Regions from separate parts of the Homo sapiens genome. Here region 1 is linked to region 2. The links are chromatin contacts, found by Hi-C in ENCODE. All regions are on one chromosome and are shown on one strand. Each heading gives the region's core, a stretch centred on a gene start or an enhancer-like site at or near the end of the contact. The rest is flanking DNA. Distances are from core to core; before and after follow the strand shown. Region 1 has its middle 53 kb from the start of LINC02606. Region 2 overlaps SPSB1 (splA/ryanodine receptor domain and SOCS box containing 1).

What was found. Hi-C counts contacts between places; a loop is a spot of excess contacts on that map. Pooled maps may share reads with other maps.
Region 1: a map of posterior cingulate gyrus shows a loop between it and region 2 (2.8-fold over the local background). The contact joins two enhancer-like sites. A Hi-C loop is called at or near these places in 3 of 168 maps with a recorded cell type or tissue (aorta, heart right ventricle and posterior cingulate gyrus) and 1 of 50 pooled maps.

Annotation. Positions count from the first base shown.
Region 1 is chr1:9,374,820-9,378,059 of GRCh38, forward strand. No RefSeq gene overlaps it. Among named protein-coding and RNA genes, the nearest start is that of LINC02606, 53 kb to the right of the region's middle. Within about 2 kb of position 1,377, at least 16 of the 41 ENCODE cell types and tissues checked have a DNase peak (open chromatin) inside an H3K27ac peak, as active enhancers do; they include heart right ventricle, where a contact is called at or near this core.
Region 2 is chr1:9,337,663-9,341,033 of GRCh38, forward strand. All of the region lies in intron 1 of SPSB1 (splA/ryanodine receptor domain and SOCS box containing 1), which reads left to right. Among named protein-coding and RNA genes, the nearest start is that of SPSB1, 46 kb to the left of the region's middle. Within about 2 kb of position 1,398, at least 16 of the 41 ENCODE cell types and tissues checked have a DNase peak (open chromatin) inside an H3K27ac peak, as active enhancers do; they include heart right ventricle, where a contact is called at or near this core.

The DNA of each region.
Region 1 (3,240 bases), core at 127-2,626, 37 kb after region 2:
CCTCTATCTTCTCATGGCCTCCTCCCCTCTGTGCCTCTGTCTGTCTTGTAAGAACACGTGTCATTGGATTTAGGGCCCACCCAGATAATCCGGGATGATCTCATCTCAAGATTCTTAAATCAGTGACATCTGCTAAAACCCTTTCCCCAAATAAGGTCACATTCACAGTTTTCAGGATTAGGACAAGACATACCTGTGGAGTCCTAATTAGGGAAAAGGAGTCAGGCTGGCGGGACCAAGGGGAAGCAAGATGAGAAAGCAGATAAGCTGTAAATCTGCCTTTCTTCATGGTCCAGGACACAGCGCCCTCCTGCACAAATAACTCTCAATCTTCCCGTGCCCAACTATCACCAGACCCTCAGCTGATAGGAAAACACATGTTAGCTCACTGCAACCTTGGCATGTAAGTACTTCACAAAGCCCTCTTCAGCACATGGCACAAGCACCATCCTGTAAAATCCCAGCAAGCCTTTGTCTCATTGCAATCAACATCTCTCTTGCTGATCTGCACCCTTGCAACGTATTTCCATATTTTCTCTAATAAATTTGCCTTTCTTTACCTACAATTGTCTTGGTAAATTCTTCTTACCCCCATGCCACTGACTAGGGGAGCCACCATGCAACCCTCCACACACACCTTCAGGGCAGAGTGCGTAATAGTACCCACTCCTGGAGTGGCCATGAAGACCGATGAAACCAAGCAGGTAGAAAAGAGCTCAGCACCAGGCCGATGGTGGGTGCTGCCCAACAGGCCATGACTCCCATCCTTATTCGTGACATGCCATCTGCCTCCTGTCCTGGCCTCTTGCAGCCAGTCCCCTGAGACCAGATTTGCTCTAGAATTAATTGGTCGATGTTCTAAGAGATGAGTACCAAGGGCCAGAAGAAGCCACAGGACCAGGCTCAGACCAGAAACTTGTTGGATAGAGGACTTGGACTCTCTTGATCTCTCCTCTGACAGGCTACAGTGAGTGGGTCCTGGGCCCTGCGAAGGGTGGGCATTGCCCAGGAGTCATTGGAAATAGGGGCTGAGCTCAAGACATCATGCCCCAAGTGCCAAGCATCGCCTCCCCCCATCTTTCACTGAGACAGACGGATGAAGCTTGCATCCCTGCAGCTTCTGCGGCCAGGCCTGCTCTGAATTCATCGTACAAGGAAATGGAATGTGAACCCCAGGCTATTTAAAGAGCCAGGGAGACTGGGGGCTCGGCGGGGGCCCAGCCAAGCCAGGGTGCCTCGGATCGGCACAGGTCTCCTCTGTGCACACGGTTTGATTTACAGGAGGGCTGCGAGCGACTCCAACTTCAGACAGAGAACTATTTGAAGCAGCTGCCAGATGTTGTGTCTGAATTGGGTTTTTACAACTTGCTTACTGGTTAGCAGCCTGCCTCCCGCCAGAGTTCAGCTTGCCCCGGCGGGTTCAGGGTCCTGGCACTGGCCCACAGGCCTTTGCTCGGCAGCCTGATCCCTCCTGCTCAGCCCGAGCCTATTCTGCCTCGAGTGCAGCGGAGGGGGGTGCCTGGTTTCCGAAGCATCCCACCTTCCTGAGGTGGTGATGGGGCCCTGATTTCAGTACATCCTTCAGGCACCCTAAGAATGCTCTGGAATGTTCTGTCTGAGCTCCCTACAGGACCCTCTGGGAGAGGCAGAAATTTCACAGACAGCTTTGCAATGAGGCACCCCTTGGAGCAGATCCTCCATAGCAGGACCGTCCCCAACCCCTTGAGCGTGGCCTGGGAGGTGTGGCACAGACTGGCAGGTTCTTCCATCCCGGTCCCTCCCACTCATTTCACTTTGGCTGATGCCAGCCTCTTTAATTGGACCATGGAAGGTCACAGGGGACCAGGGCTGGGAACTCAGTCCCAGTTCAACTAGGGACTTCTGGAAGTATCCCAATCTTCTGGAAATCCCGGTGAACCAGGGAAGCTCCAGGCAGGCACCAGTGGAACCAACCTGTGGATGGAGGCCACTGTGTCCAGGCCAGACCCACCCTGTCAGGGTCGGTGGGATTTCTCCGAGAGAGACTATAGGGGTTCACTTGGAGTTGGAGGGTGTTTCTCAGCCCCTCCTCACTCTGGGGAGGCCTGTGGCGAGAGGCACATGACTCAGTGTTCACTTCCTGAGGCCACTTGGAATGGACGTCTTAGAAGATTTGCTCGGGAGCAAAGCGGGTAACCAGGGAAGGGGGTGGGGCGGGAGGTGGGGCGGGCAAGGCCCAGGAGGGAGGAGGTTGTGTCATTAATCTTGTTGCATGTGAAAGCACACTTGTGTCCGTCCAGGAATCCCGAACTCGCCAAAGTGGACAGAGTGTTCAGTCCCCTCCCGAAAGCGCCAGAAATGTTTTGTCCACTAGGAAGGAAAACATCCTCTGCTTATGTGCTCGAATTTGGCTCTCCCTCGCAGGAGACACCTCAGAGGGCCCCGATCTGAGCAGCGAGCCAGTGGCTGCAGGACGGGGTGTAGGGGGCGTGCACCCTGCCTCCCTTTGGGGCCAAAGAAGACCCCTCCAGCCTGTGTTTTTGGCAGCCCTAAGGAACTCTTTCTGCACTACCCAGCCCCAGCCCCGGCTCCCTTTTTTTGCTTCTGAATCCTTCTGAGAATCAGAAAGAGAGGAGATCATGAGCAGGACGCCCTCTCCGAAGAGCCCAGAAATGGTGGTGGAACTTAGCAAGCTCCCAGGCTGGCCTGCTGCAGGGGTGAAGGCTGCAGGAGTGCACAGAAATGCAGGCCAGGGCCCAGGTGATCTGGGGTTTGGACTCAGGACACCAGCCACTGCTGGTCCCAGGACCCTGGACTAGGGAGCCTCAATTTCCCCTGCCTTCAAGTGGGAATAATGACACCTTCCAGCCAAGCTTGTGGCGTTGTAAAGATCAAACGAGGTCTGTGTATGGGGCAATGCCTTGGGAGGCTTCAAAGCCCACACTGCCCAAGGGTTTTTTTGTTTTTTTGGGGGGACACAATTTCACTCTGTTGCCCAGGCTGGAGTGCAGTGGCGCAATCTCAGCTCACTGCAAACTCTGCCTCCCGGGTTCAAGTGATTCTCGTGCCGCGTCCTCCTGAGTAGCTGGAATTACAGGTGCCCGCCACAACGCCCGGCTAGTATTTGTATTATTAGTAGAGATGGGGTTTTGCCATGTTGGCTAGGCTGGTCTCGAACTCCTGACCTCAAGCAATCCGCCTGCCTTGGCCTCCCAAAGTGCTGGGATTACAGGTGTGAGCCACCGCACCCGGCCCCAAGGT
Region 2 (3,371 bases), core at 148-2,647:
AGCCTCAGGCCACCCTCCTGATGGGGACTCCCTGGCCACCGGGGCCCTGAGCCAATATCCGTGGAGGCTGCAGAGCCGCTGGTAAGGATGAACCTCCCTGCTCCCTGCCTCCGTTCGTTCTCTTGCTCCCTCACTCTGTCTCTGTCTCTCCTGGGACGCCCCATGAAGCCAGGGCAGCTGCTCTAGCCGAAGATCAGCATGGGGAAAAACAGACCCAAGAGCACCTTTAGGGGCGGGAGGGGTAACTTAAGAGAGTGACCTGGTGGCTCTTCCGGTGAGGAAGGGACGTGGGTCTGCTGCCAACGCTCTGGCCAAGGTCAGCAGCCTGTCTCTGAAAAAAGGCAGGGATGGAGATGTCCCCACCTCCTCAGCTGGGGTGCAGGGAAGAGGGAGCAGGTTTGAATTGGTTCCTGGAAGACATTGAGTGCTCAGATGGGGGAGGGGCCAACATCTCTCCCTGCAGGTCCCCTGTCCCCTCGCTCCTCCCCCCAGACCTGGAGACATGGAGGTTGGCGGTTGGGGGGTGCCACTCAGCTCTCCCCTACCCCGTTTCTTCAGGCTTCTGCTCATGGAGACCTGGGAGACAGCCAAGGCCCTGGCCGTGGGCTCCCCAGGACCCCTTTGTGGGGTGCCCCTGCCCAGGGGAGACCCTGTCCCCAGGGAGGAGGTTCGTGACTGTATGGGGGCTCTGGGTGTGCTGTGACAGGAGGCAGTTGGGGATCCATGCCTAGGCTATCCTGGCTGCGCCTAAGGCCCCTCCAGGACAGCACTTGTGGGGGTCAGTGTACCTAAGGCCACCCAGGACAGCACTTGCTGGGGAGGACAGGGGGCACAGCCAGATGCTGCCCTGGCCACTCTCTTGCCAGCTCCGGCCTCGCCCAGGAGGAAGTATACTTTCTTCTTTGCTGGTGAGTTTCTGTTCATTTCAGGACAAGTTGCCTGGGAACCAGAGAGTTGGTCACAGCTGGAAAAGGGTCTGGGAAGGGAATCGTGCTGGCTTCACCTTTGAGTCTGGCCTTGCAGGCAGGGCTGGGGTCTTCAGTGCCGCCTTTTGAGGTCTGAGGGGGCGTCACCTCCCCCATATGACTTCGTGGCTGTGAAACGTGGGTGGCGTGGGCCACGATTCTGCCTTCGCCCCAGCTTCCTGGGGGCGCTCCCGCCTTGCTCTGCTGTGCTTTCCTGAATGGGATGAGGGGGTCTTTGGGTCTTGGGGAGGGTGCAGCAGCCACAGAACAGGAGCGTGGACACCCTGGCCCCATTCTGGAGGACTCTGGAAAACCCGGCCGATTACCTTGTAATTGTTCCCAGCAGTGAGGATCGAGTCTGGGCCCGGGAGCGGCCTCCAGTGTTTGTTTTGCCTTCTGGTTCTCCAGGCCAGTGGTAACCAAGGGCCGCTTCCCCTTGGAGACGGTGGAGCTTGCTCCGGCCAGGGCTGATCCAGCCCAGGCAAGGCAGGCCTGGGGACCCTACTGCGGGGGCTCCGGAGGTCCTGCCCTCACCCCTCTTCTGTCATTCTCCCCCCAGCGGTGAGGACCTGTGGGGCTTTTCTCCTGGGTCTTTTCCCAGGCACTTGCCTAGAATATTCGAGAACTCCAGGTCCCCCGGTAGGTATCTGGGACACCCTGAGAATGCTCACTGGCCAGCCACATGTGGGTGGTCTCGGGTGGGGCGTGGACTTCAGCTAGGACTTAGGGCTGTGACTCACCGCCAGGCCAGGTTCTGGCAGGACCCAGGGTCCTCAGGTAATTCCGGGGCGAGTCTGGAGGCGACGGAGAGGTGCTCTGAGACGGCTGCAGTGGAGGCCAACCAGGGAAGGCTCCGTGGAGGAGGGGCCCCTGGAAGATCCCACACAGATGGGATTCCTGTCAGATGGGGTTGTTTGAAGTGAAAAGAACATCGTTATAACTCATGTGGTTCTTAAGGACTAGCAGGGCTGGTGTGGCCACTGGTGTCTAAGGGACCTTTGGAGAAGCTGAGAGGGCCTGTCAGGGGCTTGGAAGGTGGAGAGCAGGGACCCTGTGAGGAGGGGAGGGGCCTCCAGCAGGGTCGCCCTGACCTCTGTCTTCCCAGACCCCGAGTGACTGATGGCTTCTACAGGGTCTGGGCAAGGGGATCGGCAGCCTGTTTATGTGCCCTGCCCCCCATTCTTGTGGACCTGGTGGCAGGACAGGGGAAGCTGCCTGCTCCTTCCGTGGCACAGGTCGGCCTCTAGATGTGGCTGGTTCAGGTCAGTTGTATTTTAGGATTGGCTTGGAGAGGGATGGGAGCCCCTCCACCTTTTCCTTCTGATGTGTGTTTCCTCCAGCCCCCCACCTCGGGAGGACCCCCACCGACAGCCCTGAACCACCTGGGCATGCAGGTCACCCAGAGGTCTGGGGCTAGTGCCATTCAGGGGCAGTAGCCCGAGACTCTGCATTTCCAGCAAGCTCCTGGGTGATGGTCTGTGGGCCGCCCTAGGGTCACCGGGTGCAGGGCACGCAGGGTGACCAGTTCCCTCGCCCCTGTAGGAACTGTTCTCAAGAGAGGAGACAGACTCTCCTTGGGCAGGCTTTCTCTCCTGTCTGGTTTTCCATTTGGGGGCCTAGAGAAGGGGTGCTGTCAATCAGCAGAGGAGGGGCCTGGGGGGGAAGGCAGGGACACTGGTGTTTGGGGACTGGCCGGAGCCCCGCGGTCTGACTTTCACACGGATTCCTGCCACCAGCCCAGCTGCCGATACAATTAAACCTCAGTGATTCACTGTAGTGCATGTCAAGGCAAGGCGTTGTGTTATGAAAACGTGGGTCCCAGAGGTTTGTTTTGTTGGCAGGTCTTGCTGCCTCAGCAGAAAAGAGGCGCTTTTGATATGGGAACGGAAACTTGGGACCATGTTAGAAATAGTGTGTTCGGCAGAGAGGACCTTGGTCCTCCTCCAGCTGTGGAAACTCCACGCCTGGCGGGAAGATGGCAGCCTGTGGGGCTGGGGAGGGTCCCCGCAGCACCTGGGTCTGCGGTCTGAGCCGCCTGTGCTGTGATGTGGCCGGCCTTCCCTGCCACCGAGGGGCGTGGGATGCACCCGTCCCCTGCTCGCCCCTCTGCCTGCAAAGGTAACATGCTGCTGTTTTTTATTTTATGGAAAGTCCAGCTTGCAGAGGAAATACCTTTCTCAACGCAGCCTGTCTGATGTCGCGGAGCAGCTCTGCCCAGCAAGGCGAGCACATGAAACGCACATTTGTAGTCCTCCTGTGTACCTGGCTGCGGTGCGGGGAGGCAGAGTGGGAAGGGGAGAAGACTGGTCTAGCTCAAAAGGCCAGTCCTGGGCTTCAATTTCCAACACTGGGCTGACTCTGCTGGGACAAGCAACTGCCTCTGTTCTTGTCTCTTCCTCCTCGGGC